2 separate regions of the Mus musculus genome follow, and region 2 is linked to region 1. The links are chromatin loops, found by intact Hi-C in ENCODE. Cell type or tissue: left cerebral cortex. All regions are shown on one strand. Each heading gives the region's core, and the rest is flanking DNA. Links, peaks and the distances in the headings are about the cores only. Region 1 holds the start of Dlx4 (distal-less homeobox 4). Region 2 holds the start of Igf2bp1 (insulin-like growth factor 2 mRNA binding protein 1).

Evidence for each region. Peaks named below come from ENCODE experiments on the same cell type or tissue, not always from the same donor. Only the 100,000 strongest peaks of a DNase experiment are listed, where the experiment ranks them.
Region 2: it touches region 1 in a loop (4-fold over the local background); 4 of 42 quality-filtered maps call a loop at or near these places.

Annotation. Positions count from the first base shown.
Region 1 is chr11:95,136,776-95,152,751 of GRCm38, reverse strand. Dlx4 (distal-less homeobox 4) reads left to right here and starts at 6,951. Exons shown (of 3, transcript NM_007867.4): 1 at 6,951-7,556; 2 at 10,773-10,963; 3 at 11,283-12,305. The coding sequence starts at 7,271. The coding sequence ends at 11,528. Dlx4os (distal-less homeobox 4, opposite strand) reads right to left here and starts at 7,699. Exons shown (of 3, transcript NR_040279.1): 1 at 7,478-7,699. Gm38659 (a long non-coding RNA gene) reads left to right here and starts at 12,955. Exons shown (of 5, transcript XR_880160.2): 1 at 12,955-13,116; 2 at 13,830-14,204; 3 at 14,432-14,596; 4 at 15,594-15,692. In left cerebral cortex, for the core only: no CTCF peak of the experiment used is centred there; DNase peaks (open chromatin) are centred at 7,391 and 9,458; H3K4me3 peaks cover 37 bases.
Region 2 is chr11:95,994,802-96,010,777 of GRCm38, reverse strand. It overlaps Igf2bp1 (insulin-like growth factor 2 mRNA binding protein 1), which reads left to right and starts at 4,834. Exons shown (of 15, transcript NM_009951.4): 1 at 4,834-5,319; 2 at 6,495-6,555. The coding sequence starts at 5,145. In left cerebral cortex, for the core only: no CTCF peak of the experiment used is centred there; DNase peaks (open chromatin) are centred at 5,090 and 6,184.

The sequences.
Region 1 (15,976 bases), core at 6,930-11,929:
AAGGTCACAGCACACTGCCTCCTTGGCTTCCATGGCTCTTACCTTGCAGCCTAATGAACAAAGGCCCTGCATGTGCCTTTTCTGTTAATAAGAACAGGACTCCCTTACCTGGGATGTGTAGCACAGGAGTTCCAATTATTCATATTATTTATAATATTAATATAATATAATGACTATGATATAATAATTACTATAACTCATTATTAATCTTATTTCTTTTCTTACTGCCTTCATAGCAGACACTGCTCTCCAGCAGCCTCCTCCTCTTTCTCAGGCTTTTCTCTGCCCTTGCTGCATAGCATTTCTCCAGGGAAGAGAGTCAGTCCCCTGGCAGTGATGGTAGCCAGCGAGCTGGGGATCCCCATTGCTTTAAGAAAGGGTATTTGGCCCTTTTGTGCCTCAGTGTTCTCATTTGTAAAAGAGAGGATAATATACGTATCTGCATTGGATATGGACTCTATCTTATACAGAAATATTGTCATCATTAGATAAAGAGAGGCACTTAAGTCCTTAGCATAGTGCTTGCCACACAGACAACATATTGTATAATCGTTACTCTTACTCAAAGCAGAGGACTCAAATCCCCAGAGTACCCCCTTCAACCTCTAAGACCCTGGGACAGGTTCCCCCAGTCCCTTGGCACTGTCTCCAGATGCCAGGTCTTCACCTGGATCTTCCAGTGGCCCCAGACATCCAAGGGACCAGGACCTGGCCCTCCAGCCTTTTGTGTGGGAAAGCAACAGAGGCCCCATTGGGTTGAATGATGGTTGGGAATATAGGCTCAGCTCTGGTCAAGGCACTTGCCATCCAGAACTTGGGCTGCAGAGCTACACACACACACACACACACACACACACACAAGGGGGTGGGGGCTCAGAGGCTGGAAGGAAGAGCAGTCCAGCCTAGTTGGCCTAAGCAGTTGTAAATGATAACAGCTCATTTCACGTTGCACTCACTTTCCCAAGGAGGCCACTGACCCTTGGCACAGCCCCCACCCTGACCACAGCCATCTCTCTTGCCTGCTATCTTCCCTCTCACCACCTCCTCCAGGCCCTTCCAGCAGCAGGTGAGGAACTCCAGGCTGGGTGATCCTCTTCCAATTGGAACAGAAGAGGATGGTCTATGATGCAGGGTAGGGGGCCCTGGAGTGGATGCAGGAGACACCCTTCTCTCAGCTACCACATTGGCCTGCACTCCCTCCCTCCTCCTGGCCAGCCTTCCCCCTTAGAGCCGGGTGGGGGTGGCTTGAATGAGAGGGGGGGGTTACTGGGAACTGCTTCTAATCTTCCCTTTGTTCCCCACCCCCACCCCTGTGTAAACGGAGGGAAAGACACTGATTTTGTTTGTTGCTGGGCAGGTTATAGTATTGTTTTGCAGACATGATTCTTTGTCTCATTTTGGGAATGAGGACTGATGTTGCACGGCTCCTGGGGCCATTCCCTGTCTCTTTGCTCCCTAAAACAGTATTTTCCCATCCCCCCCCCACCAGACCTACAGAGGTGAGGCCAATAGTACCAAGGAGACTCTGAAGTCCAAACTGGGATCCTGGGATGGCCAACAGCCGACCTCCTTTTAAATAATGAAGAGAAAGAAGAAGAAGAAGAAGAAAAGCAAAGAGCGACAAGGAAACTGACCTTCACTGTCCAAGCAGAAGCAACAGCCCACACCCGTGTAAAGAGACCCTTCGCCTACCGGGGAACCTGGAAGGCAGAGGGAGACATGTGTTGGGTGTTTAAATGGTGGTGTAGTTGGTGCGTGTGACGTGTGTGTATAAGTTATGAGAGTGATCGCCTATAAGCGTGTGCCGGTCTGTAGGTTCTGCTAAATGTGCTGGGTGCCCCTGCACACACACTGGCTTTCTCATCCGTTGCCCGCTACAGGCATTTTTCTAACTCCAAGTCCCCTTCCAGTCTTCACCTCGCTGCCTGGCGAGGAAGAACGGAGTGCCAAGTCTGAATTTCTGTGCGATACAGGGATCTGAGGAAGGCTGCAGACCTAGCCAAGCCGCCTTCGGACCGGACCGGCAAATTCGTTGCAGGCGGGTTGGCCTTCAACAGGCTTGCAAAGTTTTGAAGGGCTCTGGTGTATGCTCCCCGCAGTTATCCTCTACCCGTCCGGCTCCCTGTGGGGGTCCTTGGTCTACTGGTGGGCGATATGGGACACTCCGCCAAGAAACCCTGCGTCACCCAGCTAGGTCTGGCCTCAGTCCCGGAGCTCCGCGAAGCTCAGCACAGAGTGGCTTCCTCCCAAAGCCCGGCGCCACGGTAACACTTTCTTCCAACACTCCCTGATTTTGAGTTTTCTTCTGGAGATGGTGCCCTGGTCAAAGAATTATTCAGAGCTAAGCTCTTAGCTTTGGCGTCTTTCGTGTACTTGTGTATTTAAAATGTCCGGGTCAATCTCTGGTAGACTTCTTGGATGTCAAACAAAGAAAACTGAGGCTGTGAGGGTGGCATGGGGTTGTAGCTAAGATCGTGTGGGAGATAGGGGAAGACTCTTGTGGGAGACCCACGCCAAGTGGTGCCCGGACTGGGTAGCGCTGACACCAAGACTGATCCACGGCCATCATCTTTAGGATTATTTGGAAAACAACACGCAGAAAGAGCTCTCCTCCGGGTGGAAAGTAGAAATGAGCTCAAGGGAAACCCCTGAGCCGGACGGCAGAGACCTTCAGCTCCACTCCAGCATCATCAGGGCTCACCAAATGCTCCATCAGAAAAAGCGAAGGAGACCCGGGACGCGGGGCTCTACCATAAAGAGGCGGGTTGAGAGGAGGTTGCTGCAAGATTGAATTTAGTTTCCCAAAACGTAATTACAAAGGACCCCTCCAAATAGAACTTTAAAGCTTGCGGCGAGCAAACAAACACAAAACCAAGATTTTATTTGGGAGCAGTGACCACAGAGGAGGAGAAAAGAGGCGCGTGTAATTCCAAAATGACCACCAAGCCCGCAGAAATCTGGTAGGGAGTGAGAATCTTTATTTCCCCGATCAGATCGGTTCAAGTGGGGAGTGGACTCGTACTTTCAGAACTCCACGCCTGACTCAGCACAAGCCACCCTTACACTTCACTGAGCCCCTTCAAATGTACGGCAGGAAGCCCTTGGCTGTCAACTGCCAGGAAAACTCGGCTGTTTTCCTGGGGAATTCTGCTACAGGAGGAGCAGAAAGCAGCCTCAAGCAAGGAATATATCTTATATAAACCCGCAAATTAGGAAAACCCAAGCGTGAGGCAAGCCTTTAATCCCAGCACTTGGAAGACAGAAGCAGGCAGATCTCTGAGATCTCTGTGGGTTCCAGGATAGCCTGGTCTACATAGTGAGCTCCAGGACAGCCAAGTGGTAGGTACCCAGTTTAGAAAAACAAACCAACAACAAACAAACAACAAACAAAACACAAGCGCCATACCGATGTGTCCTAAACCCACTGGGATTCCGTTGCTCCAACGCCCCAGCCTTCCTGCCACCCACACCTCTGCTAAGAGTAATTATAGAAAAGGGTTACTTTGCCCTCCCTCTCCCCTCTCAGTCCTCTCTTTCCCCCCCTCCCTCCCTTCCTTCCTCTCCTTCTTTTCTGTTTCATGTTCTTGGATTCTGGATTCTGTTTTCTGTTCTTAGATTCTTGCAAACCACCATACAGCAAACACCAGAGGGCTGGAATCGCAGTCCTGCTCCCTCCTCTCCCGGAGCATTCTGGTAGGAACTGGCTGATCAGGCCAGCTACACGGAGGCTGTGCTGGGGAGGGAACCCGGGATTTGCCTGTCTCTGTTCTCACCAAGCACTGCCTTCCCTGGCTCACAGCCACTGCTTCTACTTTTCCTGTGGTTGAGAGGCTGATGTTGTGTTGGGGTGGGGGATGCCTAAGAGGATGCCTAGGTGTGCCAGCAAGTGCTTGGGTTCCTCATACCTCATGCTGACGGTGCAGTGAGGCTGGTGATGTTGGAGGGAGACAAACGGTAACTACCGTTCACAGCAGGGTTCTTGTGAGGATGCGCCGGAGCGTATGAATTCTGCAGGGTTACCGCAGAAGGACAGGTCCAACTTTCTTTCAGGATGCTCCTGAGCACACAGGGAAGCTCAGAGGAGGCCTTCACCAGGGACCCTGCTTTGGATGTGATCCAAAGAGTCTACCAGGACACTCACCTCTGCCCTTCCTCCAGCAGGGGCCCAGCACTGAAAGGATTCTGGTTACCTGCCCCCCCCCCCCCCGGAAGTGTCTCCCATCATCCTCTCCATTCACGCTAGAAAGCAAATCTGCCCTCACAGCCAGCCCTGCCTCAAAGCACATCTTCTTGCTTTGAATCTTACAGCGTGAGAGAGAAGCCATCCCTGGAAACACCACAGCAGACTCCCTTCTAAAGAACAGCACAGCCAGGCTGTGGTGGCACGTGCGCCTTTCATCCCTGCACCCGGGAGGCAGAGATAGGTGGATCTCTGAGTTCAGTTCCAGGTCAGCCTGGTCTAGTTCCAGGGTAGCCAGGGCTAAACAGAGAGACCCTGTCTTGAAAGATTGAAAGAGCAGAACAGTGCTAGAGACAGAAAGACTTGGAAAGCAACATCTTCAGCTGCTCATCGCCCCAGCTCTAAGGAGGAAGGCATACTGAAACCCAGGGAAAGGTGGTCTCACATCAAAAGAACATTTCCCTACCAAACAAACTCACACCTTCCCCCAGCCAACCAGACAAAGAGGATCTCCTACAGAGCCCCCTAATCTGAGCTCCAGGATCACGGGGTAGAGACCTCTATGGCAGTGGCCAGCAGGTATTTTCCTGGAGAAATTAATTTCTGTGCAATTGGAGAGGGGGGTGTAAAAGCAAATTAGTTTTCTCCTGTCTGTGAGTTTCAACAGTCCTGATATACAGTGCCTAGAAATGTCTCTTTCTGTTTACTTATTTTTTTATGTGTATGGGTGTTCTGTCTGGGTACTATGCATCTGCCTGGTGATCAGAGAGGCCAGAAGAGGTTCTCAGATCTTCTGGAACTGGAATGGCATATGGTTGTGAACCTCCATGTGGGCGCTGGGAATTGAACAGGAAGAAGCAGTCAGTGTTCTTAACCATGGAGCTATCTCTCCAGCCCCAGACTTTGTCTATTTTAGAAGGCCTACATCTGCTCTGAGACCAGGGCCTTCATCCACTCCTTGCCATTTCTTCTAATAGCTGTCTGTCCTCTTTCATCTACCTAACACCCCAAGATTGCCACTTTTACTCTGAGCCCTGGTGTGTGTGTGTGCGCGCGCGCGTGTGTGCAAGCATAAAGATGGCATGTGTAACAGAGGGATCGAGTGTGTAGGTTTTCTAGGGAATCTGTGAGGACTTCTGGAATAGGAGATAACGCTGGGTAGTGATGGTGTTTGCCTTTGTCTTTAATCCCAGCGAGGGAGGCAGGAGGCAGGAGGCAGGAGGCAGGAGGCAGGAGGCAGGAGGCAGGAGGCAGGAGGCAGGAGGCAGGAGGCAGGAGGCAGGAGGCAGGAGGCAGGAGGCAGGAGGCAGGAGGCAGGAGGCAGGAGGCAGGAGGCAGGAGGCAGATCTCTGAGTTCCAGGCCAGCCTGGTCTACAGAATGAGTTCTGGACAGCCAGCACTACACAGAGAAATCCTGTCTTAGAAAATCAAACCAAACCAAAAGAATTGTCTCTCTCATTTTGCAAAGCAGCTTAGATGTGTGGGAAAGGGTAGCCCACACATGAGCATATATGTTCACGTTTGGACAGCCTTATTTCTGAGAAGGAAAATTAGTGATTTGACTTGTAATATACAAGCATATGTGCCAGGTAAGCACAATGTGTTTTAAATAAAAATATTACATTTATTTATGTTTGGGTTATGCGTATGTGTGAAGATCCATGCATAACAGAGCCCACATATGGAGCTCAAGAGACTAGCTCTTGGGAGTTTGTTTTTTCTTCCATTATATGGTCCTGGGGACTCCAACTCAGATGGTCAGGCTTGGTGGCAACCTAATTGCTCTTCATCTCTTGTCTGCTGAGCCATCTCATCCACCTCAATCCTGTGCTTTTATTCAAAGAGTTGCCCATGGTTGGGGATGCAGCTGTATATACACCACACCTTAAAGTCTGTGTTTGCCGGTCCATAAATGAGCCTCTTTTCGTAGAGGGATATTGGTATGTAACAATATATGTTGGATGAAGACTCTATGTATTTTTGTGCACGTGGCAACAGATGCTTGCATACATGGTGTTCATTAAGGCCTCCTGTCCTGCTAAGAGACAGGTCCCGAACACAGTCTGGAAGTACAATGGAGTTAGCCATATTTTCTGTGCCCTCCCAGGAGCCATCAAACTAGATTCATCCCCACTCCCAGATTTTGCCCCAGTTCCTGGGAGGCTACATTTTGCAGAGTGCCAGAAAAGGCGGGGCTCGGTACAGGCGAATCCCAGACAGCAGATTCCCTCCAGCAGCCTCAAGGGCCTGCAGGAGCTGTGGTGTCGCAACTAAACCGGGGCCCCTGCCGGAAGCGGAAGCTTGCATTGGGGGTGGTGAGGCGCAGTGGCGGCGGTCGCGGCGTGCCAGGCTCTGGGCGCTCGGCGGGGGCGTGCGCGCCACGCGCGTGCGGGGCAGGCTGGGCGCCAGGCGGCACCCTCCAGGCCCCAGCGTCTGTTTACCAACAAACTGCCATCGCTCTGCAGCTACGCATTCCGACGCGCTGAATAAGCGGCCGGCGCTGGCTAGCTGCTTTTTCCACTCCCTCGCAGAGCCCTGGCAGCGTGGGGCCATGCAGACCCGCGCGACGCGCACACAGGTTCTGAGTCTCCAAAGCGTCTCTAGTTACCGCGCAGCTTCCCTCGTCCCCTAGCCATCCCAGGCCCAATTTCCTAGCACCTTGAACATCGTTACTGAGACTTCCTGACTCTACCGATTCCCCAGGAACTCGGAGTTGATGCAGGGATGTGGGGTCCGGAGCTCGCATCCCTCCCGTTTCCCGGTGCACGCTAACACGAGGGGTGGGGGGCGGGCTCAGCTTGAGGTCACCAAGGAATAGCCAATCCGGGGTGTCTAAGTGGGCGGGGGACCCCTGGGGTCCCGGGAACCGAACCCAGAGGAAAAGATGGGGAAGGGTAAAACCACGGGGTACCCCAAAAAACCCTTTCCCGGGTGCGAGTTCTCTGCCGGAAGAGGCTCAGAGAGACATTTTTCCAGGCATCTGAAGTGTAAGAGTGGCTTGCTGGAGCTGGAGACTTTGAAAGGAGCTGGCAGAAAGAGTAGACAGCGTGCGGGCCATGACCTAGGCCCTGTGGCCCGGCACCGGCCGCAATGACCTCTTTACCCTGTCCCCTTCCTGACCGTGGTGCCTCCAACGTTGTCTTCCCGGACCTCGCCCCCGCCCTGTCGGTAGTGGCTGCTTACCCGCTCGGACTATCCCCGGGAACCGCAGCTTCTCCCGATTTGTCCTACTCCCAGTCCTACGGCCACCCCCGGTCCTATTCCCACCCTGGGCCGGCAACCCCAGGAGACTCCTACCTGCCCCGCCAGCAACAATTGGTGGCGCCATCTCAGCCCTTTCACAGGCCGGCTGAACACCCGCAGGAGCTCGAAGCAGGTAAGTGTGACCGCGGCGGCTCTCCTCACCTCTGGGGTCTGGGTTGTCTTTGCATAAATTTCGCGTTCTTCTGCTTGCGCGCAACTAGAGGGATTCAAACGCTTCTCTCTCCGATACCCAGGAATCTGCGGTAGGGGGAGGGCGAAGGATGGGGGAGGAGCGGAGGCAAGTTGATCTAGGTCTCCTTTTTAAATTCGACCTGGTTTCGATTTGCAGTTTTGAAAAGCCAGGCGGGAGGGCTCCCTACCCCACCCCCTGGAGCAGTGGAGCTGTGTGAGTACCTGTGTAACGGAAATTTGCCCTAATCCAGATGGAGAGGTGGAGATCTAACCCCTTCCCTGTGATTCTCCTCATCCTTCACTCCGTTCCGACATCATCCCTTTTGAGTTCTGGTCTCAGAAACCAGTATATAAATCAAACACTACTAAACAGAAATCAGTTTCCAGTTGGAGATAGGTAGACAACTAGGCTGGGTTCCTTCTCCTTTCCTGGGCCCCACCCCCTTTTCCTGGAGGTGCCTATACCCTGCAGGATCTGGGTATAAGACCCCCACCAACTGTTGCTCAAATAATAAACTTACAGGCTGGTCTACCAGTCTCCAGCTCTTTCCCTGGCCTCCTCTGCCTTGTGCCTAAGACATCTTTACCATCTCCACCTTTAACTTTGGGATACATTAGACCCAGCTTCGGTTGCCTGCAGCAAATCTGAGCTCCACTGGAAGGCTTCGGTGAAGACAGGGGAGCAGCTGGCCTTCCTAGCTCCGACCTATGCACAGCCCAACTGACAGACCCTGGCTGGCAGTACGAGGATGCTCTCCATAGACCCACTGACTCCTTGAACATCAAAATGGTCCAATTGTTCTTGGCATAGTCCTCGAAGATGCGCAAGTCTGTGATGTGACTTCACATAATCAGCCCCAAACCAAGATGTTTCTCTCCTTTTCCCTGGTCATTCTGGCATAAATTCATGACACATACACCCCCAACCAAAACCACATTAGAATAGAGGCTCACATTCCTTGTTCTATGGTTGGAGAAACTGAGATAGAAGGAATGCATATAGATAGATCCAGGACACAACTTTTTTTTCCAGGCTCCTGGACCAGGGCAAGTTCACTTTCCTCAATGGACGGAGCCAGGAAAGGGGACTTTAGGAACTTCTCAGGACCCCAGAAAGTTAACAGCTTTCTGGAGCAGAGTGGGGGTGGGCCTGCTAGGTTGCTGGGTCTCCTTGGAGGAGGGACAGTCCGTCTGAGTGGCAGAGTTTTGCATACAGATCTACAAAGGAACCGCTTGGACTCTTCTTTTTAGATATACTAATATACACTGGGGAAGTAAAGGCAAGGGGGGTCCTGAGTTTGAGGACAAGTCGGGCAACCTGCTATCCGTCCTGTGTGTGCACATGAGGACAGACAGTGTGCATTTTGGGACTGGAGAGGAAGAACCTGTCCTTATTGGGAGACCTGTCTGGCAATAAGGTGGACCTGTCTTCCATATGCCTTCCCTAGCTTGGTCCAAGAACAATGGACTGAAGAATTCTTTCTATTACGTACTTTACCCGGATACAACGAAAAAATAAAATAAAATAAAACAAAACAGAGACTCCATGTTCACAAACAGATTCTTTAAAAAAAAAATATACCGTAGCATTTCGCTATTGAAATTATGCGGGCCGCCGCCCATTCTTGAATGAATGATTGGAGTACGAGAGAGGGCTTGGGGTGTCCTACGCCCATACTACGGGTGCACCTCCGTCCCAGGGAGGCATTTGGCTCAGAAAGAGCCTCAGCAACACCCCTTTGGGGCTGCGGGTGTGGCTGCCGCGCCTCCACGGAGGCCCTGGGGACCCGTTATCGCGACCGACCGGGGTAGATCCAGTTGTGACTTGCCAAAACTAGTGTGGAAAAAGGCAGCTGTTCCGGAAGGCACCTGGAAGGTGATCTGCTCTGCGAGTTCAGCAGTCCAGGCTGTCTTCCTTCGCGCTCTGCTCGCTATTACCCGAACTGCGCGGTCCAGGCAGCCAAGAAGGCATGGGTTGTCGCTTGGCTGCCGGCCCCGGGTGAGCAGTAGAAGTCGGAGTAGGAGAGACAAGACAGGCGCGGGCGGGAGCGCGGGCGGGAGCGGGAGCGGGAGCGGAAACCCAATGGTTTTTCTGGGAATTGGCTGAGGTTGGAATCCAGGGGACAGGATTTGAGGACCACAGCCCCCAAGGCCACCGGTGAGGGATGTGGGGGAGGTGAAGGCAGTGGTGACTGCGGCCCACGAGCAGAGACCCTAACATCTGTTGGGTGAACCCAGCTAAGAATGGATGGGGAGCTGAAGGACAGAAGCTGCTACTGCTGCCAGGATACAGGCAGGGACATCTCACCCGCTCTATTCTGGGGTCCTCATAGTAGACCTGCACGGAAAGAGGCAGCTGTCACCCCAACATTTTGTCATCCCGGGCAGGCATTTTGCCTCTTCCCATTTCTCATCCCCTTGCACAGTCTCAGTATCCCATAAAGTGGTCCAGGTCGGGGCCCCGGTTTCAAGAATGGAAACCCATGCCCTCAATCTTGACGCCAACCTGAAGCCGCTTCCTATAATAGTGGGAGTTGGGGGCCTGTGGGGGACACCAGACCTTTTGCTACAGCCTACAGCCCAGCGATGACAATATAACAACCCGTATTGCTGGCGGAACATTAAGCTTTCCGGACCTGAATCACTTTCCTTCTGAAGCAACCGCGCTGGGGCCCGCAGGAAATACATCTTGTTTCTAGATCCCTGAAACTTTGAGTATTACTCTTAGGTTTCTTGAGTCTTTGATACACTGCTCTGCTCATCTCCAGACCTTAGCTCAGCTCTCCACGAGTCTTTTGCCCTGTTCTATTCTAAGCAGGTCCACCAACCAACATACCAGCACCCTGCCACCCTGCAGGAGCCTGGGCACCCTTACCCTGGCCCTTGGCGATTTGTGTTCTTAGGTCCTATAGTGGTAGCTTCAGCAGGACAAGAACTCAAGAGCTGAAGCTTGTATTGACTGTTGCTGGTGTTGAAATGGCAGGGATAGGCAAGGCTTGTTCCACTGCACACACACACCGAGACTCAGGTTGATAGTGAAGGCTGCTGTTGTTTTTGCTGATTGCCCATGGTGTGGGATGCGATGAGCTTATTAAGAAATGCCCGACTCACCTGGTCCCTTTGCATGCTTACAGCTTAGTGTTCTTCTGCCTCCCAGAATCAGAGAAGCTGGCACTGTCTCTGGTGCCCTCCCAGCAGCAGTCCCTGACCAGGAAGCTGCGCAAGCCCAGAACCATCTACTCTAGCCTGCAGCTCCAACACCTGAACCAGCGTTTCCAGCACACCCAATACCTGGCCCTGCCCGAGAGAGCTCAGCTGGCAGCACAACTCGGACTCACCCAAACCCAGGTAGGGCCAGTCCTGTCCCTGCTCAAGGCAAAACTTCCCATTCTCTGCCCTCTGAGAACCCACAAAGGAGTCCCACAATTTTGCTGACACGGCTCTTGGATAAGCAGTGCCCATAGCTGGTCCACAGCATGAGTTGGGGGGTACATGTTAGAGGAGAATGAGACTCAAGAAGAGGAGTGTGCCCAGACAGGAAGCTGAGACTGGGGGATTCCAGAACTGAAGAGCTGGAGCAAAGGTTCCCAGGACTCACTCTCTGTGGCCAGGTCCCTTCCCACACCTTTCATAGACACTCCTAATCCGTCCTCTTTTCCTCTCAAAGGTAAAGATCTGGTTTCAGAACAAACGCTCCAAATATAAGAAGCTCCTGAAACAGAGCTCTGGGGAGCCGGAAGAGGACTTCTCTGGGAGACCCCCCTCCCTGTCTCCCCACTCTCCAGCCCTACCATTCATCTGGGGTCTACCCAAGGCAGACACCCTGCCTTCCAGTGGCTATGACAACAGCCACTTTGGTGCCTGGTATCAGCATCGCTCCCCAGATGTGCTGGCACTGCCTCAGATGATGTGAGTCTGGAGGGAGGCTGGTCAGACTTCAGCCCTCCTGTCAAGCCCAGGACCCGAGCACCTGCTCCCCTTCTGGGAGGAGAGGAAACCAGCTCCAGATGGATTTTCTCAGAAGACAAGACACCGAAGGAGAAAAAGGGAAAGAATGGTGTGGAAGCCTGGCTCTCCAAAGCAGAGAGTTAGATCAGGGGCTTTGGACGGCCACAATCTTGCCACTCCCTCTCCTTCAAATGACTGCAGCCCCAAGCACAGCCCTAGGATCCAAACCAGGAAGAAAACAAATATTATTCCTGGCCTGCACCATGGGGGCCCAGACAGCCCTTCCAGGAACAAAACCAGAAGTGGACACAGGGTCTGTGTTGTTGGCCACCATAGAGTCTCCGACTTTCATTTACTAATTACTGGTGGTGGCCCAGTGGTAGAGTGAGTGTTTAACATGTAAAAGGCCCCAGCTCCAAAGCAAAACTTGTGGACCTGTGGGCAGCTTGTGCTTCTCCGCTTTAAACGGCTCTCTAGCGCCATATCTACCCATTTTGAATTGATAGCCATGGGCTTAATCGTCCATATAATTCAACAGTATGTATTAAGAGCCTAGGCCCACGACTCTCCATCCTTAACACCTAACAAGTTCACCTGCACACATTGTTGGAAGCCCAGAAGGAGAAATGGGACAAACAGATTACCAGGATCAGTGCAGGCATAGCTCCTCGCTGTTGCCTCGATCAAAGAAACTGCTCTCAAATCACAAGCTATTAAAATGTATATATGTATTAAAAAAGAATCAGAGTCCTGAGTATATTAGCTAGCCATGTTCGTCTCCTGTATTTATCCCTTCTGGAGCTAGCTGCTCCGCTCATCTTTTCTTCCTCATCTGATATATCCTCCCCTTCACCAGAAGTCATAGACACCACTTTTTAAATTAATGATTTATTTATTTCATTTTATATGCATTGATGTTTTGCCTGCATGGATGTCTGTATGAGAATATTGGGACCCCCCTGAAACTGGAGTTACAGACAGTAGTGAGCTGCCATGTGGGTGCTGGAAATCGAACCTGGATCCTCTGGAAGAGCAGCCAGTGTTCTTAACCACTGAGCCATCTCTCCAGCCCAACATTAGATTCTCGGTATGCCTCTGCTGCCAGCTAGCTCTGGGGTTCTGGCTCAGGAACATTGTAACAGCCTGTGGCTTCATCTGAAATGGGAAGATGCTCCTACACGGAATGGCTCATTCAGAATGGTCTTCCTCAGCAGACCCCTCTGGGGGCCAGTTGTAGAGGGAGCCGGGGCACTTCACAGCCACGGTATTCTACCAGGAGAAGACTGAGCTAGGGCAGTCCTTCTGGAAGAAGTGACCTGCTGGAGGTGGAATGGCTTTAGCCTACAGAAAGGGGTAAGGGGGAGGAGAATACTAGAAGGAACTGGAACTCTCCATCTAATAGGCATCTTTGGATCTCCTGCTGGGTAGCTCCTAGCAACATGGCCAGGACAGGTGCTTTAGGCTAACATGTGGCCGAACAGAGGACTGGAGGCAGTGTGGCAAGAAGCAAAGGAAAAGCAGGACAGAGGCCGTTTGGGCACTGTCCAGAGGCTGTAAGTCCAGTGTGGGCTGGGGGAGGAGGGTGGTCAGCTTCCAGAGCATCAGGACTGCAGCATCAGGATTCATCCTGGACCGCAGCTCACACCACACATACAGCATGGGGGTGGGGGAGGACAGGGTCAGCATTCAGGGTTCAGGGAATTCAGCCCAGAGTGGCCCCAGGGGCTGGGGAGGGGCCTCCAGTTCCAGGCAAAAGGCTTCAAAGGCTAGCTTGCTCTCACTGCCTGAACCTGTTCCCAATCACATTAAACTGAGGGCACCAAGTCTTTGGTTGAAAAGCCCAGTAGGGCACTTCCAGCCAACCCCGAGCCAGAAAAGAAGCTTAGTTTGGGGTCATAGGGAGGACAGAGGGGTACTGCATTCAGTGGAAGGATCTCACCTAGGGATGTCTGTACACATTCCTTCTTTGTCCCACTACTGGGTCAGTGGTCACACCCAGTCCCCGAGAGACTCACAGAAGATGGCCCCGTGGGCAGCAAATGGCAGGTCATAGGGCAGTGTGGAGTGAACCTACCCACTGTGGAGACCCTCCCATCCCCTTTCTCCCTTTCAACCTCCCCCCTCCCCCTGCCCCACCGCCCTTGGACCCTGGCTCCACTGCTCTAGGGGTGGCTGGCCCCAGATGTCTCCTCTAGGTCTTCTTTGAGGCCAAGGGCCTCGGGGTGCTGTTCCCTGCCATGCAGGCTACACACTCCTCTTTCCACAGAGCAAGATAAGATCTACCGCCCCATCTCGGAAAGCCTCCAAAGGCAGATTAATTGGACAGCCCAACACGAGTCGCATCGTTAAAACAACAGCCTGGGTTGTAAAGTTAAGTAGCAGAAGCCGTAATTGCTCTTTCAGCCAGGGACCAGCTGAGCCTGCGGCACCCCTTCCCTTACCCCCATGTGCCCTTCCCATGTGACACTCTTTTCCACTTGGGAGCTGATCCAGTTGCCTTGGACTTCTAGGTGCTGATGGACTCGGAGGAATCCCAACAAGAAAGATGCCTCATCTCCATCTCTCTAGATACCATGGTTACTGAATCCTGTGCTCCACTGGCAACACTGTGTCTGACAGTAAAGCAAAGGGAAGAGGGAAGGTAGACTTTGGTCAAAAAAGTGTCCCAGCAGTGGATACTTGCTTACTTTATGTTAGCCCTGGCTGTCCTGGAAAGCACTCTGCAGACTGGGCTGGCCTGGAACTCAGATCTGCCTGTCTTTGTCTCCCAAGCACTGGGATTAAAGGGCTGTGTGCTGTTGCGGCTGTAGCCGCTGCCTCCAGGCTTGCCAGGTTTCTTAAGCTGTGTTTTATTTCTTCTCCCTTCAGACAGGAACGATAACAGGATTTGCTTCGCTGTACAGTTGTGATGATGAACTGATAAAATGCCTGTAACAGCCTTGACATGGTGCCTGGGACACAGTAGGCGCTTTATAAATGACATTCGCATCTGCCACTGGGGCAGTCAGTCGAAGGGGTCAGCTTGCTTTCAAGGTGAGATTCTGTAGTGTCTATTCACCTCTCACCTAAGCAAATAAACCTGCCTCCCCAGGATAGGGAGGAAGGATGGGGCTGGAGATATATCCCAGCATATCCCGGACAACACTGTTAGAGAGCAGGACTCAGGCAAGGTCCCCTGCTCAAAGTGGACAGCGGCTTTGCCCTTCTAACATCGTCTGAGGCTACAGAACAGGGGTAGAGTGTCCAGGGCACACTCTGTCACATCCATGGTCTCAGCCACAGGAAAATGGCCTCTTTCTGCATAGCTCACCACCCCCCATCACTCCTCTGTACTATTTTAAGGTATGCCCCCCATTCTCTCCCCCAGACCAAATGAGATTCAATTAATTCAATTAAAGCAATTTGGAAGCAGCTCCTGAAGGCTTTGGATGTGAGATAATTACCAGTAATTTGCTTCTGTGAAGAGGAAAAGGTTACACGGGGTCTAGCGTGGGGAAGGAGGCAGCCCCCTCCTCACCAAATGCACCCAGATCTAGAAAGGATTCCACACAGCAATCTTAGCTGCCCTCCCATTGGCCAAATTGCTTGCAGGTGGGAAGAAGGAGAATGTGGTCCGTGGGAGGGGGGGTGGGAAGACCCTGGAGTGACAGGCTGCCCCTCCCCCCTTCCCCGAATCTACTGTGCCTCTATGAGATGGGGGGTGGGGAGCCACTCCTCCAGGACACTCCAGGGCTTCGCAGCTCTAGCAGCTGATTACTCAGACCAGGCCTCACTAGAGCTCGGATGCCTGGGCTTGCCTCTGGGATTGGCTCCAGAGGCGATGGAATGTTATCCAGGTAGCTAAGGCCTGTGTAGACGGAGCTTTGGAGATCAAGGACTTTCCTAGAATTTATAGAGGATATGGGTCAATGGGGCAGGATCCACTGGAGGTGGACAGTGACTGCCTGTTCCCGAGTCTCTTGAGATGCCCTCTGTGTCCCCCTCCCCCAGTCTCTCCTCACTACACTCCAGCACATTCTGCTTCTGCTAGGAGTCTGATCAAAGTTCCTTTCATCGACCTGGTGGCAATCTGCTGTCTGTCTGGCCCCAGGGCCATTGAAGCTTCTGCCTTCCCCAAAGCATGTTACAGGTAGGTATCCCTGTCCCCACCCCAGATTACCTCAGATACCCCTTTCCTTGCCAGACCTTAGGTAGTCTAGAAACTGAGGAGGGCAGGGCTGGGCAGGAAGAGGGAAGAAGCTTAGTGCCCCATTCCTTGGGATCCCCTGTTTCAGGTCATCATGATTTAACAATTAAAATGCAGAAGAAAAGGCACTGATTAGGGGCACATGCCTACCTGTCATCCCAGTTGAGGCAGAGCTGGGTTTGAGGCCAACCTGGTCTATGCAGTGAGTTTTAGAACAGAGCAGCAAA
Region 2 (15,976 bases), core at 4,018-9,017, 860 kb before region 1:
CTCTCGTCTATTTCTTGAGATATCCTAAACACATAATTATCCTTATTTATTTGACAGGAGAAAATGCTGCCTGTCCTTTAAAACTAGGACTAATTTACATTTTCTTAAAGTTTACAGGCATTTAAAAAGAACCACACTTCAGACGGCAGGAAGGGAGAAAACATCTCAAGGCAGCAACAACAATAAAACAGGCAAACAACAACAAAAATAAACAACTCTCAAAATGCCCAGAAACTTTGAAGTCAAAGCTGTCAGGAAGTGTTTTGCTTTTGTTGTATCTCATAGCAACCATGATTATATCAAAATTAACTGTGATTTATTAGAAAACACAAAAATATTCTAATATATTTCCCTAACAGCTTTCTAGGTTTTTTTTTTTCTCTCTCTTTTTGTACATGTCCTCTCTTTTATAGAACATATCAACATTTTAAGATATAAATCACGGGTAAATGTTAGATTAAACTGCAATGTGTATATTGGAGATTCATCCAAAGCAGTTGATACAAAAGCAGAAAGAATTCTATGAACAAAAATATCTTTTGTGCATTATTTTTTCCCTCCTCCATTACTTATAAAAGTTTAAAAAAGTATTACTTATAAAAGTTTAAAAAAGTGGTATCTTATATGTAGAACAGCAATAAATATTTGTTCCATTAGCCTAAATAAAATACATGGTTACAAAAACTTTGAGGCAGCATAACAAACTGCCATGGTACAGCAGCTAGAAAAATAAAGACATAAAAAAAAAGTAGAAAATGATGACAGATTGAAAAAGGTTGGTAAGAAACACTTGAAAATAAGTTGAATTTTGTGTTTGTGCAAGGATAGAGTTTTTGAAATTTTTTGGGGGGGATTGCTTTTTGAATTTTCAACTTCATGAAAAGTGGCTTTACTCTTCCAATTTTTTTCCCTTTGCATGTTCAAAGTTAAGGAAAATGGACAGAAGTCTATCTTTAAAATGGAATCCACTTTCTGTGTAAGAGGAGAGCTGACCAAACACTTATTTAGGAAAGAAATGGAAGAGGAGACTAGAAGCAAGTAATATTAACAGTGAATATTACAGTGACTATAATAAATGTAATTAAGAGAAATTTTTCCTTCAGATTTTTTTTTTTTTTTTTTTTTTTTTTTTGAGACAGGGTTTCTCGGTGCAGTCCTGGCTGTCCTGGAGCTCACTCTGTAGACCAGGCTGGCCTTGAATTTAGAAATCCACCTGCCTCTGCCTCCCGAGTGCTGGGATTACAGGCAAGCGCCACCACTGCCCGGCCTCAGATGTCTTTTTACACATTCAGTTTTATTTTTACTTTTTTGTCCTCCATCTATCTATCTATCTATCTATCTATCTATCTATCTATCTATCTATCTATCTATCTATCTATCTATCTATCTTTGGATTTTAAACTCATACCCATTTACTGTGAAGATTTATCTTTCCTTAAAAAGAACAGTAGGGAACCCCCATGACTATCTTTAATATCAAAACCAAAGCAAAACATTTATAAATGCTTTGAAATGTCTTCTGTCTTCTCCTACACTGACCTAGGAATGTGAGTTGTAACAAGAAATAAGCCTTCTGGCAGGCTCATTTAGTGGTGGGCACATTCATAGCAGAATAAAGCATCAGGTTATACCATGTAGTTCCCCCAGCTCCAGTCTACAGAGTCATGTCACTGAGGCAAAACTCATGTGGAGGTTTCAAAACTGCACCTCACCCCAGCAGCCTCTATCTACTCTTGTGTCCTTAACAAACGTTTGCAGTTCCTGACTATCAACACAGAAGCCCTGTATTGGGGGAGGGGGGGAGGGAGGGGGAGGGTGGAGAGAGGATTAGAATTTAGTGAAACAGCTAACTCTAAAAAGAATCAGTGTGAATAGAAATAATTGGCACTTTGTTAATGAAATAATTTTAAAAGATTTAAAAAATAGACTGTGTAAGTATTCTGTTCTGAAATCTGTTTCCCTTACATTGCCATTTAAAAAAAAACTGATTACTTCCAGCTAACTTTAAATTATTTCTCAAATGGAAAGGGAGTCAACTTAAAAGTGAATTGAATTACATTGCTATTTGTAAGTTTTGCTTTTTTTTTTTGAGCTTTAGGATGGTAAAGGATGCACTATGTTTTGCAGTTTACAAGTCTGGGTAGGAGGTTTTTTTTTTTTTTTTTTGAGGGTTAAGCTGCTTTTGTTTTAGCAATAAAGAGAATACTGGTTAGGTTACCCAGGGGGATTATCTGATGTTTTTATCAACCCCTAAAGATTTAAAGTAAACGAAGCAAACAGCACCTAAAGTTTTTGGGAGCTGGGATGTTCTGCCAAGGTAGTTTCTTCCTTGCCCCCCAACATAAAAGATTTGGAGACAGTTACTATTTATGAAGACCCAAAGACTGTAACAGACAGCTTCTAAGACCATCTTTTAGCCCTAACAAAAATCCACACATCACTAAGAAAAGTCCCTCCCTACCGGACTTTTAATTTTCTTGAATTCCTTTTCTCTTAAGTTTGTTTTGCATTCAAAAATATTTTCTGTGAGTGTCTACTATGCGGCAGGCACTGTTTCCAGCTCATTGGCTTAGTTTGTTAAGAACTTCGCTGTGATCAAGAGCTGACAAAACACCAAGTTAGTGGGGGCTGGGGGAATGTCGGGGAGGGCGTGTGGGGACAGAGACACAGACATTTCACATCTTCCTGGACAGAAAACATTTTTTTTTTCCTATTAAGCAACTAATAGCTTGTAATACTTAGATTCCTGTTGCTTCATGGGAAGAAAAATGTCACAAAAACAAAAAACCCGACAAACACGTGGCTGGCTAGAACAAAACGCTGATTCGAGAGTGGGTTCTGAAGGTGGTGGAGGGAGACTCAAAAGCCGAGTTGGAAGCCCTCCCCCGCCCCATTTCTTCCCGGCTCTCCGGGAAAACGAGGAGGGGGACAAAGGTGCTGGGTGTTGTGTTTTAACTCCCGACTTTCCGAATGGTAGGGAATCATCCGGCAGATGGGCGGTGAGCCGAAGTCGGAACTGGCTTATAGACTCTGCAAACGAAAAAAATAACAATAAAAAAATCCAAGCCATTTATATCGGTGCAGTCAACACGTGTTACGGAGGCGGCCCGGGCCGCAGGCGACTGAGACAATGGGATCGGGACGGGGGAAGGGGAGAGTGACCCCCTTCCTCACCTGCCCTCTCAAACGCGTGCCCCGACAACCCTCCTCCCACTTGCAGACTCGAGCGGCTCAAGGACCATCCCTTTTTCTAGGGGTGTTGTCGCCGGCCCCTTCTCCGCGGTGGCCAGGCAGGGGGCTTCTCCAGGGTCTCCGTGCCTCGCTCTCCACCTCCCTCTGGCGTCGATCCAGCCTCAGCCGCTGGAACCTCGGGTGTCCCCCGCGTAGAGCCGGGGATCCCGGTACTGAGTGTGCAACGCGTCCCGCGCTCCGCTGCGCGTCCGGGACTCCCAGCGCGCGGCCCCCTCCCCCACCTCACAGACGGGGTGCGACCGCCCACGTGTCGCCCCTCGCCCAGTCCGGTCTTTCCCTCGGGCTCCCGGAGCCTGAGGATCCGGAACGCGTCGGTCCTAGCGGAGGGAAGGGACCTGGGCGGATCCACTTCCCCCTCCCCACGGGGAGGGGGGAGGGCCGCAGCCCCCTCCCCCGCTGCTCGCTTCCTCAAGCGCGGAGCGGAAATTACCCCCTCCCCGCCCCGGGCTGACCTGGGGACGTGGGCGGGGCCTCTGCACCCCCTCCCCCGGCGGCCTTCCAAAATCCAGCACCCCAAAACTAAGTTCTGAGACCCACAGCCTGCGCATGGACCATCGCTCAGTGCATCGCGGGTAGAGCGGACGCAGGCGGGCGACGCCACCTGTCCGCTCCTTGCGTGGGGAGGGCGAGGGGGACCTCGGAGCTCAACCCGGTCCCTCCCTTCTGAAGCCAACCCCTCCGGTTCGGGGTCGATCGGTGGTGCGACCACCCCTCGTCGTTTTTCCCCCACCCAGTTGATCTTCGAGGATGCTCTCGAGCCGGGTCGTGCAGGCTTTCCCCCAAGGATGCTGGAGTGTTGTCATCCAGCAGCTGGACTGGGTGCAAGCCAGCTTTTCTCCAGTGGGGATCCCGAAACATGATTTCCTGCGGGTCCCTCGTTTTCAGGCGCTGTCTCTCGTGTCCCGTGTCCGCAGCTTCCCGATCCCGCGCTCTCAGGGTCCCCTGAATCAGGACCCGGGAGGCCAGCGAAGTCTAGCGGTGTAGCGGGAAAGACAGTGACCCCCTACTTAGAAACGTAGAGGAAAGGCGTCTTTCCTTTTAAATAACCGGTTCCTGCGACCCCCTCCTGAAGACCCCAGAGTCCTCAGCTTCTCTTTGTCTGTCTCGGCAGTCCCCCGCCTGTCAGTCGCTAGCAGTTTGCCGGGGTGGGGTGGGCAGCCCAGTCTCCACAAAACGAATAAAAAAATTACCGTACATTTTATTCCTAAGAACTGGGGGGATTTGGGTCGCCACCGCCCTCCCCCCGCCACCCCCCCCCCCCGTGCAGGTCGCTGTGGGGGCGGGGCGCCGCTTTAGGGGCCAGGTTCTTGCAAAGGGGGAGGGGGATAGGAGAGCTGGGGGGGGAACTCTGCTTCCACTTTCCTGGTTTACCCGTGGGGTGCGCTGAGTGCCGCCCCCAAGATTGGAGACTGTTGGGTTGGTCCGGGTTGGAGGGCCAAGGGGCCCGGTGGCGTCGGGGGTCTTTCCCTGCAGGGTGGGTGGGGGCTGTCACCACGTGGCTTCGCCTTTTTTTTTTTTCCTGCTCCATTTTTTTTTTTTTTTCAAGTCGATTTTATTTAGAGGCGGCGCCAGGGCGGCCGCGGAGAAACGTGACACACCAGCCCGCTCGCAGGGGTTTCGGACCGAAGGGAAGGAGCCGCGCCGCGTCGTCGTCAGCCTCCCCTGCACTCGGCGGGCACTTCTCCCGGGCTCACCCAAACTCTCCCGTGACCCCCGCGTGCCCTCAGGCCGCCCACCCGCCCGGAGCTCCGGACAACTTCAGGGGTGGGGTGCGTAGAAAGTTTGCGGCTCCCGCCGCCCGTCTCCACGCCTCTCGGCCTAGGAGGCTCTCCGCCCGCGCCCGCCCGGCTCGGCCTTGCCTGGAACCGTGTCCTTGCCCCGCCACCGCCACCATGAACAAGCTTTACATCGGCAACCTCAACGAGAGTGTGACCCCCGCAGACTTGGAGAAAGTATTCGCGGAGCACAAGATCTCCTACAGCGGCCAGTTCTTGGTCAAATCCGGCTACGCCTTCGTGGATTGCCCCGACGAGCACTGGGCGATGAAGGCCATCGAAACTTTCTCGGGTAAGAGCGCGGCCACCTCCCCGGAAAACACACACACACACACACACACACACACACACACGAAATCCCGGAACAACGGGGACCTGCAGCTCCTCTTTTCCTTGCCGGCCAACTCTTCCCGGGTCCGGGAGGGCTCGGCCTCCGTCTTCGGTCCCCAGCCTCGCCCGGCCTCCCTCGACGCCTTCTCCCGGCGCGGAGATATTCGGGATTTCCTCACCCCTTCCCCCAGCCCGAGGCGCTCGTGGCGGCTCCCTACACCCCTCCCCACCGACGGGGCGGGAGCCCCGGTTGGCAACTGGTGGGGGTGGGGGTGGGGGTGTCTCACGAACACTGGGGTTCGGGTATAGGCGTGGTTTCCCCGATTCCCCCCCGCCCCTAGTCAGCCCCCCATGCGCTAGAGCACCCCCAAAGCCCCTGCCCTCCGTCCCGGGCCTTTCCAGGATGGGGGTTCGCGCACCTCAGCTCTTCCCGCTTTAACTAGGGACTAAGCCCTGAGGCAGGACGTGGGAGGAAGGGGCTCCCGCCTCCCGCCCAAGGCCTGGGGCTTGAGCCATTTTGATTTGAAAGTGGGGCGTGAGCCGGGTGGCGCGGCGGCGGTGGCGGTGGCGGCGGCGGGTCGCCATGCTGCTTCCCGAGACGCCGAGGCTGGGCCGAGAGGCGCGCGGCTACCGCGAGGGACCCTCCGCCCCGGGCCGCGCCGCCCCGGGGGCCCTCCGCTAGCCCTGTGGCCCCGACCCGGCCTGGTCGCCTAAGCCCTTCACCGTGGCTCTGCTGGAAAATAAAGTTTTAATTCTCTACTCCCGCCCCACTTCGCGAAACGATCCTGCTTTCGCCTGTCTCCTTCCTTCTACTTCTGGAGCCGCCGAAGCAAGCGCGCTCACACAAACGCTCACACCTTTCCCAAATCTGAGCAGGCTGCTCAATCAGCCCACGTGATTAATGGAAATAAAACGAAAAAAATTGAAGAAAAAAAAAAACCCAACGAAATTACGGGTTCTACCAAACCCGGAGCAACCTTTCCCCCCACAGGCCTCTGCAGCTGGTGCCTGGATTTCTAGGAGGCCCCAGGAACTCTAGAATTTAGCTAATGTCCCTTACTCACCCTTCCACCCCATCCCTCCCCCATTTCTTTACACTCATTCATCTCTTTTTTTTTTCTTTTTTTAAATCTTCAGGGAAAGTAGAACTGCAAGGAAAACGTCTAGAGATTGAACACTCAGTCCCCAAAAAACAAAGGTAGGAAAAGAGTTCCTTTTGGGAAACAGTAATATTTAGGGGTCCATAGCGTCTCCAGTGGAACAAACCCATTACTGGCCTTTCCACCCCCACCCCCAACTCCGGATGTTGGGGGCTGGGAGAGATTGGCTAGGATCGTGTAGTGGTTGTTTTATAGCTTTAGAAGAAATCCAACAACTTGGGATTGGGGTGGGCTAAAAGACATTACTTGAAAAATTAAAGAGAAAAAAAATCAATAGAGCAGGAACTCTGTGGAGTTAGTTCATAGTGTGGGACTGGGACCATTTTCTGTATGGGAGTTTAAATATGGAGAATTCAAACTAATGGTGGTGGTGATTTTTTTTTTTTTATAACTTTCTATCAGGCCTCCTTTTTCCTATGTTTCTCATCTTTTTTATAACACAATTTGTTAGTAGATTTGAGAGTGTTCTTTTTCTACTGGGGGTGATTAATGAGCAACGTACCCCATTCAGATCTCCTTATGCTGGCCTAATAATTTCTGTTATAGGCATGGATTTTGTTGCCCCCCTACACAGACCCTCATCCCCAGTCCCTCGCATCTTATAGTACCTCATCAACTGGATTTTCAATGAATGTGCTTTGGCCGTGCTATCCCTTTCCAACCCCCCCACCCCCACTCCTTCAGTCCATTGTTACAAGGGACCATCTGGGGTGAGCTTTGTGCTGAGGCTGTGAGCTGGGGCTCTTTGGAGGGTCTAGAACTCGGAGGATGAATGGGTGTGTGTGTGTGTGTGTGTGTGTGTGTGTGTGTGTGTGTGTGTCTCCTCTGGTGAGTTCTTTTTACTCCGTATTCTCTCTTTTCCGCCAAATGGGGTATCTCCACCTTTAAAATTTCAGGATGGATTTCCAGTCCCCTCGAATTCCGAAGTCTGCGGTTGAACTCTGGCAGTGGAGTGTTGAGGCAGGGTTTCTCACATCAGACTTTGTGAACGCGTTGTTGACAGTGCAGTTTTGTTTCCTGTCCTTAGTTGGGAGCAGCCCTCAGTCCAGTTTTGGTCTTCTCAGTCCCTCTTTTCAGCTGGGCACGTGCTGTATTTCTGAAGTTTTTTTGGCCCTTCCTAGGTGGGAATCTTGTGTGGGTGCTGTGCTTTGGGGGTGGGGTGGGGGGTTTGGGGGGTGGGGTGGGGGGTGGGGTGGGGACATATGTTTAAAGAATTGAGAAAGTTTAGCTGGAGATCATGTCTGTCATCTGTGGTTTGGCTTCAGAGTTTTAAGTCACTGAATTATTGTAGCTGAAGAGCATCACTATGGCTTGTGTCTAGGTTTATAGAGTATGTGGTTTGTTGTCAAATGCTTGAGGCTGTTGCTGTTAGAATTAACAGAGGCACTAAAATTGGAAGGAAAAAAAGCTTTATTTGAAAAAAATGGAGATGGGAATAATACAGTGGAGATCGTGAATACATGGACTCAGAGCTGTGTTGATGGGAGATCTAATAATTGGAATTCTGAAATGTGTGGTCACTTTTCCTTCCTGCTCTTGGGGATGATTTACATTTTAAAGCCAAGGAGGCAAAAGAGAAAGAAACAGCAAAGTGTGGTGAAGTGGAACTCAAAACATTTATATTTTAATTTTCATAGTGCCCTGTATTTGTGGGTCTCTCTCTTCAAGCCATCTGCTGCCTCTGAAGGCATTTCCACCCAGGCTTCTTGTCCCCACAAATGCCTTACTCGGGGCTCTTTTGAGTTGGAATGGAGAGGGGATTTGAGAGAACTAACTTCCTTCCTTCCTTCCTTCCTTCCTTCCTTCCTTCCTTCCTTCCTTCCATTTCCTCCTTTCACGTCCATAATAAATTAGATTTTTTTGTGGGCTCCCTTTTCTGAAATAATTTTTCTGAACGAAACATTGAATCAATTGTCTGTCCCCGACCCCTCCTGGGCAGTGGTGGCTAAGGAGAGACTATTTCTAGTCCGAACCAGTTTTTGGAGTACCAGGCTTTAGAAGAACTTTGTTTTCTTTTCGTCAGTTTGTGTTCCTTGGGGAAGCGTGTTGTGTTGTTTTCTAGTTTGTGCCTGAACTCACTCCTTCAGCTGTGCTTGGTACTGGCGTTTTCAGTCCCTTAGACATACAGAAGAGGACTTAGTCGGGGCTAACCTGAGCTAAATGAACTGTAGAGGGGTAGTTTTTTTCCCCCTGTATGTATTGTGTTTTCAGGGGCGTTTAAAATGAACTCCTGATACTTCGTGGCTAATGAGCTGTGATTTAAAAGGATTTCTGGATTTGTTTCCGTTTGAATGTACCTGATAGATGTGATTTGTACCTTTTGAAAACCCAAGAGACTGAACACCATATTTAAGCTGAAAACAGCAGGCAATTTGAATTTTTAATATGAGAGACCATACAGTTTACAATTACCTTCCCCTAGCACTCGTGACCAGTGTTGGGAATTTGGTTAGCAATTTCAGCCTTTGCTGAGAATTGTATTCACTGTCAAATGTTGGTAAAAAAAGGTGGTCCCAAAGCAGTTGAAGAAGGTCACGCAGCAGCAGCAGCAGCAGCAGCAGCAGCAGCAGCAGCAGCAGCAGCAGCAGCAGCAGCGTTTGTGTTTAGGTGAATTTCCTTCCCAGAGACTAAGGAGTAATGGAGGCAAGGAAGGAGGTGCCATCTTAGCCTTGCTTGATTTACTTTTCAAGGGAGTGAGACTTTTCTTACACCTACCTCCGTGTTTTTTTTTTTTTTTTAGGAGTGTGCCCTAAACCTTGTATATTTACTGTCAACTGGTGTCATAAAAAAAAATTGCTGTAAACAACATATGAAAAGATGTGTATTGCTTTTTTTTTTTTTTTTTTTTTTTTTACCCCTAGGCAATCCCAAGCTTGCTGGTTCCTTTAAGCAGGCTGACAATCGTTCTTTCCTAATGAAGTGGGTTAATACTTTCTCCTAAATTTCCATTGATTCAAATGAAAACTTGGTCTGTGTTCCAGGGGTGTAAACTCCAAAGAGAGTGTATTAAATCTGATTCCTATTTTGTACGTTTAATTTCTGGACTCAGCACCTTAGAAGCTGTGACTGGCTGTGTTCTTAGCATGGCAGGAAATACTTTCAGTGGATTTAAAAATGAGCTGTAGAAACGATGAGTAGTTGAGTCACTACGTCTTTTCAAAGCATGTTAAAACTACCTCCAGAAATAGGTTTGCGTTTAATCAAAAAGCAAACAGCAGTTTGGAGTTAGGGGCTGAAAATGAAAGGAGAAAGGTTGAGAGCTATGACCCAGCCCGGGCTTTTAAAGTCCTTATGCTTCCCGATTATGAATTAATACCCAAATCCAAAAGGACCTTAACTCAGATAAGACAAAACACCCACACACATAAATTACTCAAACTCAAGTTTGGTGGTGAACACTTTAAGTCCCAGCTCTTGGGAGGCAGAGGCAGGCTGTTCTGCGTGTGTTCGAGGCCAGCTAAGGCTACACACACAGACCCCCCATCTAGAAAACAAGTTTAAAATGGAAACAGTTCATAACTTTTTTAGTAAAAAGGATGTTAGCCTAGGTGTTTTTAAGTGGAGAAGTAGTTGTCTTAATTTTCTGTAGTGTTTGGAGAAAATATAAACACTGAAGTTCATTCCCCTCCACTTTAGATTCCGTTTAGAAATGAATTTTACGCATTTATGAATTTTCTTTACTGCTAGTTAAAACCCATAGTTTCTTCACCCAGTGGTTCATATGCGAAGACGAGACTTGCCTGCATGTGTAATTAAACTGTCTCTTGAAAGCACTGTGACTTTCTTAACCCAGGGTTTTCTGATCCAAACTAGGAAGATAAAATTTTACTGTGGCGATTTCTCAGATGGTGATTGTTCTAGTGAAGAAGGGAATATTTGTGGTTCCCATCGCTAAATCCAGAGTGACTCTGTTCAGTTGTGTGGTTTTGATGGCGTGGGCTTTGGTGTCTTACAGTGTGGGGTAAGATAAATAACAGCAATGGGAAGACTCCTGATTCAAAGTTTCTGGGTGTCTGCTCTTAAAATTACCCTGAAAGATCACGCGGGGGGCTGCCTTTAAGTAAGACTTAGGTGTCCTTCTGTTTTGTTTTTCTCTTTATATATAGCTTCTTTGTGCTTTAATGTGTAACAGCTAGTTGACAAAGGTAGTATTGACAGCTTGTAAAACCAAAACACTTTCCAGTTTTAAAAACCCTTATATTTGAGCAGAGCTTGGTGGTGTACACCTTTAATCCCAGCATTCTGGAGGCTGAGGCTGATCTGAGTTTCAGAACAGCTAGGGCTGTGTCTGAAAAAAAAATCACACATTTGGTTTGGTTATGTGAAAAGGAGACTAGCAAGTATTTGTTTTGAGACTGGGTCTCATTGTATATTCCAGGCTATCCTAGAACTCACAGTGTAGTTGAGGCTAGCCCCAATTTGATGGCAATCTTCAGGCCTTAGCCTCTGGAGGACTGCGATTACAGTGTGAGCCACTAGACTGGCTGGTTATTAAGTTTAGAGATTTCATGCTGAAGAAAGGTCTGTTGGTGCATACCTCCAACATGTGTGTCATATGGAAGGCCAGTGAGGAAGTGACACTTGCCCATCTATTAAAATTTAAATTGTCTTGTGGGTCCTCATTATCTTTTGGTTTTTCGAGATAGGGTTTCTCTGTATAGCCCTGGCTGTCCTGGAACTCACTTTGTAGATCAGGCTGGCCTCGGACTCAGAAATCCGCCTGCCTCTGCCTCCCAAGTGCTAGGATTAAATGTGTGCGCCACCACCGCCCGGCGGTCCTCATTTCTTAAAAAGATTCTAAAAGGGGGCTAGTTCTTGAAAAGTGCAACTTTCACTTGAGGAGGAGAGTATTAAGGAGGAAAGAGGCAGAGAAACTGAAAGGGATGAAAGGATTAGAGACTTGGGCCTTGGATTTCCCACCTTGCCTTTAAAGAGGAGCCGTTGGAGAAACCCTTCTGTTACAGGGTTGGGAGACAGATGCAGCCATCTTGAAGATAGAGGCTGGGCTCATTTTGCTCTCAAAAAGTTTTGGAGTTCCTCTTTTCAAAAAAAAAAAAAGTGGGGGTTATGTGGTCTGGGGGAGAGCTGTGCTCTGTGGGCTCTTCCTGGAGAACCCCACCTGACCTCCCCGCTGCTCCCAGCCCTCACCCCTGCACCCCATCTTTTCCTGAGCCTCACTTCCTTTTCCAGGGTCCTCAAGACCTTGGATCAGGACTCAGTTCCTGAACCTTTCCTATCTCCTGGACGGAGGGCTGTGCAGCCGTGGGACCCCATCCCTTTGCAGACCTTTGGAAAAAGGGGGAGAAGCTAGTACAGTGGTCCTTGGGGTCACCCCTACCCCGATGTTACCCTTACACCGACACCACTAGCTAGCTGATCTGGGACTAGAACCCCGATCATAAACTGTCAGTATCTGTCATCTTTACAAGCTGTGACATCTGATTGTCCTGAAGGCTGATTGAGACTATAACAAGGAGAAATAATGATGACAGGGTTCTTGTTTTTTTTTTTTCCATTGCTATTTTTTGCTTGTTTTTAAAGCCCCAGAAAATGAGTGGAATCCTTGAGTCTTTTAAAGATTTATTTATCTTTTTTTTTTTTTTTTTTTTTTTTTTTGGTTTTTTGAGACAGGGTTTCTCTGTATTGTCCTGGAACTCACTCTGTAGACCAGGCTGGCCTCGAACTCAGAAATCCGCCTGCCTTTGCCACCAGAGTGCTGGGATTAAAGGCACGCGCCATGCCCGGCTAAGATTTATTTATCTTATGTATGTGAGTACACTGTTGCTCTCTTCAGAAACAGCAGAAGAGGGCATAGGATCTCATTACAGATGGTTGTGAGCCACTATGTGGTTGCTGGGAATTGAACTGAGGATCTCTGAAAGAGCAATCAGTGCTCTTAACTGTTGAGCCATCTCCAGCCCATATTGTTTGTTTTTTTTTATAATGTATAAAGATAAACAGGTGTTGCTGTTGGCTCCTGGGAGGCACTGACTCAGGGTCTAGTTCTTTTGCTTCTATCTGGATACACTGTTAAACTTCTCCCCAAAACAGAAGCAAGGGTCTCTTAAGAAAAGAAAAAAAGTAAAAACAAAACAAAAACCCTAACCTGTACTTAAGGTACAGGCTTCTTTGGTTATTGATCGCTTGATTTGGCTAGAAATGATTAGATAAGATAAAACACGGGGTTGAAGGAACAGGTTACTAGCCGGAAGTGTTCAGTGCAGCCTGAATTCTGAATTCTAGAATTGAATGTTCCCTTGAGGATTTGACCAACAATGACCATGTACTTCATAGATGCGAATGCTACTAATTGCACAGCCAGCCTTGTAAGGCCTGTTTTTTTCCTCCCCCCCATGCCGTACAGTAAGTTGGGGATAAATGGGATAGGAACAAGCCTTCTCTCAAAATATAAGCCACTGAAATCAAATAAGTGCTGATGATGGATAAATCCTGAGGTTTTCCAAAGTAGGTCTGGACCTCATAATTTTAATGTAGTTGGAGAGAAATCTGATTGCACTGAGCAATCATCAGACATGAGTTGTGTTGTAAAAGTTAGGTACCAGGAGCAAAGCCGGCCAGCAGGCAACTGTTTCAGTAACTTGGGATGGCTAGAAAGGACTGATCGGGTTAATCAGTGTGTTCACGACCTAGGCAGGCAGTCTTATGCAACTGATACTTAAGGGGCTAGAAGGCACAGAAGAAACTAATGGGCAGGTTGGGGATTTTTGCTGGGTTTGGGGAGGGCCAAAAGGAAGTTTTTCTCTTTGCAGTGGCAAGCATCAAGTGTTTTCTTGATTTTCTCTGAATTGTTGTTGTTCTGTGTATTCTAGTTAGACTATTATTTCTTTAGCAAAAGTGAGAATTTTCGGGAGCTGGTGAGATGGCTCATTGGTTAAGAGCACTGGCTGCTCTTCCCAAGGTCCTGAGTTCAAATCCCAGCAACCATCCATAACGAGATCTGATGCCCTCTTCTGGTGTGTCTGAACACAGCTACCATGTACTTACATATAATAAATAATCTTAAACCAAAAAAAAAGGAAGAGAGAGAATTTTCCAAATGTTTCATTTAGAGTTAATTTCAGGAAATGGAAATGTTCAGTTGCAAAATCTGAGTGGGTAGTTAGACTGGAAAGGGTTGCTCTGTGCAGCTTTGGTTGTCCTTGAACACAGAGAGATCCACCTACGTGTGCCTCCTGAGTGCTGGGATTGAAGTTGTATGCCACCACCACCACCACCTGGCGCCAGAGTTTGAAATTCATTTACTTATTTTAAGACAGGGTCTCATTATACAGGTGCGGTGGCTTAAAGCTTTGCTTATTTTTTACTGTAAGTATGAATGATTACCCTGCATGTAAGTGTGTGCACCATGTGGGTGCCTGGCGTTCATGGAAGTCAGAAGAGGGTGTCAGATCTCCTGGAACTGGATGGCTGCAGACACCGTTTGGGGTGCTGGCAAGGAAACCCAAGTCCTGTGAAAGAGCAGGCAATGCTTTTATCCACAAAATAATCTCTCTAGCCCCCAGGAAAAAGTTGCATTCCTAATGGCTCACTACCATCTCTGTCCAATTTGGGGACACCAAATTGGCCTCCACAAGCTATGTGTATGTAGAAAGTACCTAGAAATAGTAGATTGTCCTTTGGCCTACACCAACATAGACACATACAGCAGGTTGAAAAGCCTTAAATAAGTCGGTCTTAAGCTGGGTGTGTCAGCACACACCTTTGATCCCCGAAGAGGCAGGTTGATCTCTTGAATTCATGGCCAGCCTGGTCTACATAGTTCCAGGTTAGACAGCCAGGGCTCTGTAAAAACATGCTACCTCTGCACCTTGTGCGTGGTGGTGCACGCCTTTAGTTCCAGCACTTGGGAGCCAGAGGCAGGCGGATTTCTGAGTTCGAGGCCAGCCTGGTCTACAGAGAGAGTTCCAGGACAGCCAGGGCTACACAGAGAAACCCTGTCCAACATGCTACCTCAAAAACAAAAAAGTCAATCTTATTAAAGGTTGTTATTGAGTCTTTTGGGTGGTAAAAAGGGCACGAGTCATGCAAAATCCCTTTTTTGTGTGTTTTGAGACCTCTATGTAGCCAAGGCTATCCTGGAGCTCCTGTAGCTAGACCATGCTGACCAAAGGTGAGGCATTATTCAAAATTCTTAAGGATCAGGAGGGAGGAAGGTTTCCAAGACTACAGTCTTGGTCCAGCCCAGATCCCCTGTGTACCTTTTGTAAATGGTGGAGGAAAGACCTTCCCGGGAGATCAGTGTGTGGCTGTGTGGCGCTCTGGGGATCTCTGACTGAGGTGTGGGAGAAGTGGTCTGTAGCAGCTAGTACTGTCACTAAAGCATTACTGCTCTGAGGTAGCCTTGGGCCTTGCTGCTGCTGCTTGACCTGGCAGGTCTTTCCCTTCTTTTCAGGTTTTACAATTCTGTTCCATAGAGCTGTGGTTGCTCCAGAAGAATTGGAATGGGTTGAGTGTATTCATGTTTGAAAATAATGTCTATGAAAAGTTTGGACTGTGTATGGCAACTTGGGTTATTTATGGTTATATTAGATGTTTATGTGTAGTTGGTGAGTTAGGTACATACTTTGTTTATTATTTTATTGCTTTGTTGAGACATGGTCTCACTGTGAAGCCCCAAAGCCTAGAACTCACCTATGCTCCTGGGCGTATATTGTGCTGGGCTCTGTGTCGTGGGCCTTCACAATGTCTAGCTGTGGGCAGCCTCCCAGAGCTCCCACATTATCAACTCCTAGGTTTGAGGGATGCACCAGGGCAAGCATGGAGGAGAAGGGCTCTATATGCATAGATTGTTTATTAGGAGAAATGGCCGTTTATTACAATTCCTTTGGCTGCCTGATCTTGGTTCAGGCGCCTCCTTAGGATTTCGCTGTTGAAGTTCCTGTCCAAGGCGTGTGGGACAGAGAACAACCACTTGTATCTGCACATGAAGAAAGAGGGTGTGAGATGGGGAGGAAGGGCAGTGGGTTCTGAGCAAGGAAGAGCAGCTTCTCTACCCCGATGGAGATAGCATGGATGTTGGTTTTGTATTATGCTTTTATTAAGCTCATAAAATAGGCAGTTAGAAATTAGGGCCTGGAGGTGACCGAGTACTGTTCCTCCCTCTATTGTGGCCTCGCACTGTCTCCCTGGTACCCTGTCTAGAAACAGTCCCACAGAATCCACCCCAAACCGGATCCCTGGTCCCTTTCTCCTTGCAACCCGCCTTGTTCCAAATGGACACACTTGCACGTCCGCATCCCAGAGGTATGAACCTTCTCGAGATGGGTACGAGAAAAGCTTTCAATCTGGGTGTGGTTTCTGGCCTTTTAAACAAGGTTGTGACTTTAATCAGCTACTATGCAGGGCTTTACAGTTTGTTGATACGTATGAGTCATAGTTGAGATGCTGTAGGCTCATTCCCAGTACACCTTCAAAGGGGGAGAAAATGGCGGGGAGTTA